Linked DNA regions of Mus musculus: region 1 is linked to region 2. Evidence: chromatin loops called from intact Hi-C (ENCODE). Cell type or tissue: heart. All regions are shown on one strand. Links, peaks and the distances in the headings refer to the core of each region. The heading gives the core; the rest is flanking DNA.

Region 1 (5,387 bases), core at 258-5,257, 93 kb before region 2:
AATATTTTAGGTAACACAGAATAAAATGGTTTCTAAAATAATAAACAAACAAAAGAAATGAATGGAAGGAAGGAAGGAAAGAAGGAAGGGACGGAGGGAGGGGAGGAAAGGGGGAGAGGGAGGGGGAGGAGGATGTGGGGGGAGGGGGAGAGAGAGAGAGAGAGAGAGAGAGAGAGAGAGAGAGAGAGAGAAAGAGGAAAAAGGGAATAAAGAAGCACGAATGATAATAAATAATTAGGAAGCAAACTGACCTAGTCATATTTCTTGCTTCCTACATACTGGTTTTATGATATATACTTTCTATATCTATTACTGGTTATGAAATAATGGTACACAGCAAATAACCATATGTCTTCACTGAGGTATAAGCTTTTATTGTTCACATTTGCTAGAGTTTCTTCCTTGCCCACTGAAGTACTCACAATGACTTGGCCCTGCTTTGCCTTCAAGTAGGCTCTCCTAGCCACATTCTCACAGCAGAAGCAAAGACCTGAAAAATGAGAACCCTAGATATTTGAGGACTATAGTTTCCATGTTCTGGTAGCATGTCTACACAGAGCCCACTAATCAAACAAATCACATGACTAAATCGGGGTTAGAAGGACTTTGCATTCCAATTGGAAATACAATGTAAAGTCATATGGGGACCTGAAAGCAGAGAAGACCGAGAACGACAACAATTATTCCTGTCATTATACAATAGTCCCACTAATCAAGCTCCAAGAAAGAGAGGTGAGAAAAATTTGAAACTGGCTTTTTAAAAACTTGTCTAAAGTTCTATAAGCAAAAGGAAGCACATGAAATTTAATTTTATAATGGGAAAAAAGATAATTACTTGAATATATTGCCATAAATATTGAGATATTTTTACCCCTTGTCAATGGAGTACGTAAACTAAGGATCCAGTGCAAGATCACTTAGTTTATTGTCTTTATTGACACTGCCAATTTTATTTAACTCTTTTAAGTTGTGTTGGTTTATTTACAAACTTTGAATAATACACAGCTGCTTCTGTAGACCTCAATGTGTATACAAATTACTTACTTCTGTGTATGTGACATCATTGCAAGCTGGGGTTTGGTGAGCTTTTAAGTAAAAGAACAAATTGTAAATACTTTAGGCACTGCCAGCCAACAAACATTGCAATAATATTTAATCCCTCTGTGGTAATGCAGAAACAGTCACAGACACTAAGGAAATAAATTGCTATGGGCCAGATTTAGTTCATAGGCCATAATTTACCAATGTTCATTATAGTTTTAGTTATAGTTAACCAATGTTTACTACAGCTTTTGTATTTAACATCTCTAATTCCCTTTAAAATTTGCAGGGAGTAGACACCATATTCTTATTTTCTTTAGATTTATTTTCTGTCTTACATAAACGTGGCAGAAATTGGGTGCTTGATAATTGATATTGCAAAATAACTACGTTTCAAACACAGATATCAGAGTGTTAGTAGAATGACTGCTGGCGTTTTGAGGTCATGTTTGCATATCCTTTCTTTCTACCCAAGGAGTCAGAAGAAAATGCTAACTACAAGTTAGAAAGAAACCAACAACCTTTAGCATAGACCAGTCCAATAAACCATCATATGTTTTCTCCCAGCATAGACCTCACTATGCTTCTTTTTCACCTTGTAGAAGTTCTTTGCCTTAATGTAAGCATCAACCCACCTTTTTTTTTTTTTTTAAGAAAATCTTCATTATCTCTCCACACTCTCTAGACAGGACATTACAAGTTTCCTTGTCTGATAATTTTACTTTGAACCTAATGGAAGGGTGTGTTCAGTTTATGATCCCCTAAGTGTTTGAGCTTGGACAATTTATGTGACTCACTGAGCTACTGATGAGGAAAGCCATGTATAATGTTTGATGAAGAGGATATCCTGCCCTACCCTATCCTCATCCCTGCCTTCACACACCCATCATGCAAGTCAGCTGCTTCAAGAAACACACCCTGATGGAGTTTATCTTCCCAGGTTCATCCTCTGCCACAGAGCTCTGATCACTTCTACACTTGCAAGTTTCAGAGGGCCTGGGAGAAAGCCCTCACCCTCTCAACTTTCATTCTCTTTATTGACTGAATAAAATAATGAAAATGTCATAAAATATTCACTTTTATCCAAGCTGAGAGAAAATGGGAATCAATAAAAAAAGTACCAAATTAATTTTATCATTCTTCAGACCAATAAGACAATGAGTTTTAATTACGTTAATTATTTTGTACATGTTTCTTTTGAAAAAAAAAAGAGGTAAATTATGAGCAAACAGTCCTAGTCTAACAGTGATCCTGTGCATGTTCGTGTGTGTGTGTGTGTGTGTGTGTGTGTGTGTGTGTGTCTGGGTGCGCGTGCGTGCGTGTGTGTCTGTCTATTGTTCATGGTGCATTAGGGAGTGGGGAGGATCTAATATAAACACATTTAAAAAGCACTGTATCTTAATTGAGGTCAGGTTAGCACCACTTAACTGATATGAGCCATGTGGTAAAAATAACTGCTCGACTTGTTTAAAAGCAGAGCTTCCGATGTTGGCTGCCAACGCAGATTCCAACTCTTGAAGCAATAACAGGGATCCAATAGCTGGGACATTAGGAATGGGTGTTGATGAAAAGATTTCCTTGTATTATTTTCATTAGGCTTCCTGTTTGCCTCATCAATGCTTGATGAGCTTAGGTGCCAGAAGGCTAGAGATTGCTTTGATGGAGCATCTTGTAGATTTATTTCCTCTCCAATCTGATGATGTTTCACCTCAGTGATATAACAGACTGCAATTAGGAACAAAGAGGTTGGGATGTGCGTAATCACAAATGCCCCAAGAGACATGGCCCAGAGGCAAGCTGAGATAAGCTCCGGTCCATCTGTGGTCATTGTCTTCCAAGTTCATGCACTATGCCACCCACCTCTGTAATGATATTCTATTATCAGTGTTCCTTAGATAGTTATCTTTGTTCCAATACGCGAACAGGACATTCCTTTTCTGTTCTACATGGGCAGCTTCTGTCTTCACTTGTTTTTGGTTCAAGGTATACTATCCTGATTTGTCTTATCCTAAAATCTGAGCAGTGCCATTTGTTATATATACCTTGGCTTCTGAATTGTAGTATTTTTGACACTTTGGGTTGGATACGTCTGTCCTGGACGAGGCTTGCACTGTTAATGTCCTGCAGCATCCTTGACCTCTGCCAACAAGAGGTTAGCAAAACACACCCACCTCAGAGTTACAACAATTCTAGACATTTCACAGAAGCTCTCAGACTAGACTGGGAGCAGTACATCATCCTTGCTTGAGAACTTTTTGCCATATACCAGTTTGAATTTTCCTACCAGTTGTGTGCACAATCTTACCAATTCTTCAAATTCTACATTTATTGTGCCCATAAAGAAGCCTTTCATTCAATACATAATTTTATAGGAAATAAAATGGAGACTGAGAGTGGAAAATTTAGCATTTTTTTGAGACACCATTTCATATAGTACAGGCTGACTTCAAACTCACTCTGTAGATGAGAAGAATGGTATAGATTTACGATGCTTCTTCTGCCTCCCTGTCTGGAATGTTAGGATTGCCATTCCAGCAGCACACCTGGTTTGTGCTAATGACCAACCCTAGTGTCTCACAAATGCTAGGCAAGAACTCTTTCAATTTAGTTATGTTGTCAGCTCTCCAGAGTTAAACATTTAATTAGACAAAATGACACAGCACAGCACACTTATGACAAAATTAGGGTCTTCCAAACCTTCTAGATGCTCTTCTCATCTGTACCTGCTCCCATTGCTACAATACAGATTGTAGGGGGGGTATTTCTGTTCAGTGAAACATAGGAAAAAACACTCCCTCCCCTGCAAAAAAAAAAAATAAATTATTGAGTAATTGAGCTGCTCTTACATTCACATGCACAACAATACCTTTTTTATTTTTTATTATACATGCATTGGTGTTTTGCTTGCATATTTATCTGTAGAAGGGTGTTGAATCTCCTGGAACTAGAGTTACAGACAGTTGTGAGCTGCCATCTGAATGCTGGACCCTGGTCCTCTGGAAGAACAGTCAATGAATATTCTTAACCACTAAGCTATCTCTTCAGTCCCACTCAGAAATATTTTATAAGTTACTCCCTAGCAAAAGGTGTTGTAGATTCACAAGATAAAAAAAATGAACAGTCAGATGGTAATCAGTCCTGGAGAGAACTGTAGTCTGAAAAAAAATTAAATCATGAAGGGGCTATGGTATTGTGACAAGTTGTGAGTTAGTCAGTTATTTTTGAGTGGCGAAATCAAAAGAAAATTCAGCTGAATAGTAGGAAGAAAATGTCTAAATTATGGCAAGAACAAATGCTAAGACCTTGAAGTGAGGCTGCTCAGCAAATTTGAGAACTATCAAGAAAATTCATAGAGTTGAGGAGAAAAATTGTCCAGACAGGCAAGGATGAAAAAACAAATGTTGTTTTCACTTCTAGAACAAGCTAGACGTGGTCATATGGGTGTATGGTAATGTTGGTTTATTCTAAGACAAAAAGATACCAAGCATTGGAAATATGGAAAATAGCAGAAACCTAGAGGACAAGGTAGAGAGTGCAGTGAGTTAGTCTAACAACTAGATACATTATTTCTAATAAAGAGAAAAATCAAGTCAGAAGAAAACTTGAAATTTAAAGGGCTACCAATTTAAACTCTACTGAAATATATTCTTAAAAGATTTAAGCAAGATAATCTACCTGTATCCATAAAAGCACATACAGATTATAAGTAGGAGTATTGCACTAACATATGTGGTGGAAAAATATAAAATATTCAGGGCAATAAGAGAAATAAAAGCATTTACCTTTAGAGAGGTAAGAGTTGAGAGCTGACTGCACAAGCTGAAATAAATGCTAGAGGAGGCAAAGCTGAATTAAATGACAGTATCAAGTTTTATCAATGACTAGAACTTTCCAGAATAAGAACAAAATGTGTATATACTTTCAAACAAATTTTTAAAACAACTTGTCACCAGTAGAAATAAATTAAAGAATTATTGAATGAAGACTGCCAATATGGCTCGGCAAGCAAAGATATTGACTACTACCTATGACTATATGCTTTCAAACCATAGCTAGGGCTCTCATGGTCTATGGAGAGAATCACTTCAAGCTAGATGTCCCCTGACCTCCACACAAGTGCACTGGTATGCATGTGACCCACACTGTACCCCCCCTCATAAACACAATTAAATATATTAATTGAATTTTAAAATATTAAAGTGAATTCATCAAAAAATGTTAACATAAGCTAAAGGAGAATTTAAGAAGGAATACATACCAACACAAATATTAATTCCATGTTAGATAACTGATACTGGTTTACAAAGCAATAATTACATAGACTTTTGAATATAGAGATATGTTTA
Region 2 (5,387 bases), core at 57-5,056:
CCCTGTGTTTCTCTAGCTACATATTCACAAGAGTTAAGAGGATGCTCTTTCCTTTCCACTGCCCCAGTGCTAACACATTATGATTGTTCTCTGGATATACGAGACTTCTACTCCTGCTTTAAAGTCCAAAGTCTCCTTTTCTAGATGTGCCTAGACCTTTCCCCCATGATGACTAAAGTGCTACTAGCATCTACACTCAGAGTCCTAGTGGGTAGTGAAGAAGCCATTATTTCTCAGGTAAAGCAGGTATAGGTGGATGAGTTCAGAATGAATCTACTCAGGAGTGCCCACACTTGTCCTGGTAAGGTTTTTTTGGTGAGAAGATACCTGAAAGTAAAACAATAGAGCTAGAATCCAGGCTGTATTTTCAGCCCCACCACTCCAACCCCTCCCAACCTCTTTTCGTTTTCTGTTTATAATCTTTCAAGTCCAATTCAAGCTGCCTGTACTCACAGGTGTATTGCCATCCAAAGAAACACTGTCAATCTACTAGGGGGTGACACATTTATACTGACTGTTCCTCCCCGATATGCCATCGACTGCCAGTTGCTCCCTAGCCAGGGCTGAAGGCTTGTGAAATACCCTCAACTCCATGCCAGGATGCTGATTGGCTTGAACTTGTTTAGCTATGCAGGCTTCCATAGCTGTCTTCACTTCATGAATGTAGCAGCCCTATCACGCCCAGAAGACGTTGTTTCACGTTGACCCTCCCTGAACAGTGGCTCTTAAAATCTTTCTACCTCTGTTCTGCGATGACTTTTGAATCTTGGGGAAGAGGTGTGTTACAGCAGTCTCATTTGTGAGCCCTGCACTGACATTTAATCTCTACACTTTGACAGGAAGGTAAATTCTGCATCGACTGCATTAATCATCCACAATTTTCCTGATGAGGCCTGAGGGCTGCACGAAGGTATGGACCTGGGTATCTGGGTAGCAGATAGTTTGATAATATATCGGTTTAGAAAAAGAACTGTGGTAGGTTCGCTCTTGGGACCTAGGATTGCCCTAACCACGGGTCCTTTGCCAGATTTACAGTATCTAGCATGCATTTTCTTCTACACAATTGGCCTTAAATCATTGGAGCAGAGATTGGTTGTCACCCATAATATCTATGCCCCTATTGTACCCATGAACATACTTTGCCACTTGGTCTTTGTTGTAATTTATAGGGTTAACGATAGGGTAAGACTGTTGATGATATACTCTGCCCCGACAACTGCGCATCCATTTCAGTATATGAAGGCTCAGCAACAAAGAGGAAGGTTCCTAGTCAGTAACATCTAGATTTCTTCATTTCCTGTGATCAAAGTGTGTGCTGTCTTCAGGAACGGGGTCTTAACCAAGTGACCAATGATCCGATGATTTTTAAACTCAAATCTCCAGTTCTAAGTTGTCATAATGACCATAATTTGTGGAGATGAAAAATGGAGTACTTCACCTGATTTGCTATTAGTTTGAGTTGTCATTAAGTATTTGGGTATTTAGCCAAACACTTCTGGATCCTCCATGTAGAATTTTGTCTGAGTCTGCTTGTATCAAAAGTAAGCTTGCAAGACAAACTTTGCTCAGAGCTAAAACAATGTTGTTGTCCCTTCGTCCTAAAAAGCATTGAGAAACTTGATTAGAAAGCGGTGATTTTAGATAGAATATGGTTGGGTATTTGTCTCCCTTCTTTATATTAAATTTGACCAGTATGGCTACGTGATTTTGCTTTCGATTTTTGTAATCACAGAAATGACGAGATTGCTTCCAACGCTGCTGCAACATCACATTTCACAGTTTGAAAGGTTACTTTTAATTTTTATTTACTTTTATTTAATTAGTTTGTGCGTGTTACACAAGCACTATAGTGTGCCACAGTGTGGCTGTGAAGGACACAGGACAGTTTTTGAGAGTTAGTTCTCTTCTTAGATCATGTGGGTCCAGGGGAATTGAACTCAGGTTGTCAGGCTTGCCAGCCAAATACCTTTACCTACCAAGCTATCTCTCTCGCCAGCATAGTTTTCATGCTGATTGAAAAAGAAAGCTCTTCAGTGCTGTGCCTTGTGCTAACAAGATCCACATGCAGAAACGAGAGAAGGTTAGCAACAGAAAGAAAAAAAAAAAGAAAGAAAAAACCAGAAAATGTTTGTGAAGGTCCAGGTTCCCAAGAAGAAAGGCTGTTTTGATTTTATAATACAGGGGAACTTTTCATTTTCTAATCAGTAGAAATGCCTGTTTTCCAGATCACAATTTCAGAAATTTGATGGCAAACCCAGTAAACAGAGGTCCCCAGGCTACGTTTCCACACCAATAAGGAAAAGCCACTTGCCAGTGTAAACTTGGGCAGCATTGTTTTAAGGCAGCGGCTGCCTTTCTTATCAGAAGCATGCAGGTCAGAGAAGAACGTGGGAGGTCCCCGTAGCCCACCTCTCTGTTCAGCAAGCAAACCTTCTATTCAGATCGGTCCCCCTGGCGAGGATGGACGTTACGCTGCTAATAAATCTGAAGGGCTACTCCTGCTCTTTAATGGGAGGAAAAGGAACTCGGTGGCTTTGTAAGAAAGGAAACTGCCCGTGAATCCAATCTACAGAGAAATCAATTTCACACGGCCATAATTCAAGGAAATGAGGTGGCATGTAATGACGTGGAAATGCATTTTGGTCCTTAAAATTTCGACTTTCTTCTTGGCTACTATTATTTTTGAAAACAGCTCGGATTTTTTTTTCCTCATGGCCCTCTGCAGCATTCTTGCTAACCATGGGAATCTGAAGAACTCAGGCTTAAGTGTGACTCCTTAGTATTGTTTCCTTTTAACCTTTCTCCCGCCTCATCCTGCAGCGCTTCCCTTTTCTCAAGAACTAAAAGGAGCGATGGAAAAAAAAAAATCAGTGTTTTGAAACACATTAAACATGCAGCAAGGAATAGTCTAAGTTCGCTAAATTTGTTTTCACTTTCCCTGAGAGTATATTTGAGAGTTTTCACGGAAATCATGTTCAAATGCGAATTTCTCCTGTAGCAGCATAATTGGTATGTCCCCACTCTCCTCATTTAGGACTAGGGGAAGAGGACAAGTTTGTTCTCGTTTCTACGTCTGCTGAAGATTGTGACTAAACACGTTTTTAATAGCAGAGAAAATGATCTTTTTTTTTTAAGTCCCAGAACCCGAGGAAACTGAAATCTCTATATAACTTGACTCCAGAAATTATGACCTCTGTGGCATTAAGAACAATTTTAAAATGAACAAGTATGCTTAAAGTTTTGAGTAGAGAGACAAACATTTTCGTAGGGCCTTTTTCAAACTTCAGGAGTGAAATTCGGCACTTGGCATAGTGGGACAGAAAATAGAACAGAGGTGCCACGTTCCAGTTTGAAAGCCAAAATCTTCCACAGGAGGATCACTCCTAGGATGGAGAGACATATGGGCGGTATTGTGGAAGGAAGATTGAAGACTCTTTTAAAATACAAAACTCAATGAGTACGATAAAAACTAGTGGAAAACTCTAGCACTTGGAAAGAAACCAGTAACGTACTCTAATCTGTCAAGAGAGAAAGCCAAGGCCAATGGCTAAGGCAGTACTTTTAGTGTCATTCCAAAATGACAGTCTAACGAACTGTCAAATTTTCCAATTCCAAACCTGTAATTGGTGACACTGCCTCTATTGTTACTAGCACCTCTGTTAAGTATAATTTATTGCATAACAGAACCTGTAAAAGATTAATAAATGCACTTTTTCTTAAGATAGTGAATATACAAATGTAATTGTCTTGTTTTTTTTTTTGTTTGTTTGGTTGGTTGGTTGGTTTTTGCTACAGGGTTTCTTGTGTAACAGCCCTTGTTATATTGGAATTCTTTTTGTAGACCATGCTGGCCTTAAACTCACCGAGACCCGCCTGACTCTGCCTTGCAAGTGCCATAATTAAAGGCATGCACTACTATGCCCTGCTATAAATGTAAATTTGCATTACAACTCTAGTACTCTGTCACTGTTGTGGGTCTAGTACAATGGCTGTGTCTTGGCAAAGGCCCTGGAATAAGAGGAACTCACAATGATCAATTCATTCTAACAAGGTTCTAAGGTCGAACAAATTTAGATGAAAAGCAGCTAAATTGTTGCCAAACAAGCTCTTGTGCTGAGTGATGCAGCGGACAGGGTGTGAAGACTTCATAAAGCAGCAATGATGAGACTGGGCAATGAACCCCTAGGCAGTGAATTCATAGGAAAAAAAAAATAGGGGCTGTGCTTTAAAAGAAGTAGAGTTGGTTAGGTGGTGGGTGGAGTTTGCAGGCAAAGAGGGTCTACGTGTGATTAACAGACAAAGGCTAAGGAGGAAGCCATTAATTAAACATCTCAGACCTAAGGAGACTCCCTTAAACTAATAAACCATGAAACTGGAACAGTGAGTGCCAGCTAGAGAGAGTCCAGCTTGTCGTAGTAAGACACACTAGATTTCAAAGTAAGGAAATGGGGTAAAAGTAGGGATTTATAAGGAAATAACCAAGCAGTACAAGATACATTAGGTCATATTAGCGAAGAGAATATCCAAGGAGGTAGAGCGTCTAAGGCAATTCCGATAACCCCAAACCAAGGCAACACAAGCCTGGAATGGGATTCTAAGGCTTGTGTTTATTTGCAGGCTGTCCCTGACTGGCCTCCGAGGCCAAAGCAGGTCTCCTCATACTCAGGCCAAGTGCCAAGCCAGGTACTACCCTTTCTGAGTTATAGCCAAGGACCCAGGTACCTCACTCAACCCCAGTAGCCATGTTCTTTGCACATCTCTGTGTCTAGCCTGGGCATCTCCCTTCACACAATGGTTCATCCGTTTCTTCTTCCCGACTCCTTCCTGCTTGAGAGAGGGGACTTGAACACCTGCTTTTCCCACTCACGAAGAATGTAAACTTTTCTGCTCCTAGATCCCTCTCTCACTGATCGTAACCTCGAGCCCTGGTTCTGTAAACTGGCAGAGACTTGTCTTCGGATTTTTTGGTAACAGTGACAGAGCCGCTGCTGTGTGCTAATACATCTGACCCTCTCTCGGTGCCCTTTGGCAAGGAAATGAAGGACTAGGGAGCTGGAGACTCTACTGTGTGTGTACTAGCTTAGAAGGCTGTTAAAAGCCTGACCCCCATGTCCAGTTGATGTGCTATCCAAACTGACTGCTCTGACAACTTGCCCCTCAGCTTGGCTCCAAACAAGAAGCAGAAGGGGTTTTTCCATTAGTTTATTCATTTTACATCCTAATCACTGCCTCTCCTCCCCCTCACAGTCCCTCCCCCCATACTTCCCCCCTTCTCCTCTGAGAGGGTAGGACCACCTCCCATATCCCCCAACCCTGGCACATCAAGTCTCTTCAGGGTTAGGCACATTCTCTCCTAAGGCTAGACAAGGCAGCCCAGTTAGGGGAAT

Evidence for each region. A loop is a pair of places that touch in the nucleus more often than their neighbours do. Peaks named below come from ENCODE experiments on the same cell type or tissue, not always from the same donor. Only the 100,000 strongest peaks of a DNase experiment are listed, where the experiment ranks them.
Region 1: it touches region 2 in a loop (7-fold over the local background); 5 of 42 quality-filtered maps call a loop at or near these places.

The regions. Positions count from the first base shown.
Region 1 is chr8:54,391,194-54,396,580 of GRCm38, forward strand. No RefSeq gene overlaps it. Among named protein-coding and RNA genes, the nearest start is that of Spcs3, 140 kb to the right of the region's middle. In heart, for the core only: no CTCF peak of the experiment used is centred there; a DNase peak (open chromatin) is centred at 2,518.
Region 2 is chr8:54,484,296-54,489,682 of GRCm38, forward strand. No RefSeq gene overlaps it. Among named protein-coding and RNA genes, the nearest start is that of Spcs3, 43 kb to the right of the region's middle. In heart, for the core only: a CTCF peak has its summit at 2,465; a DNase peak (open chromatin) is centred at 2,396; H3K4me3 peaks cover 460 bases; H3K27ac peaks cover 508 bases.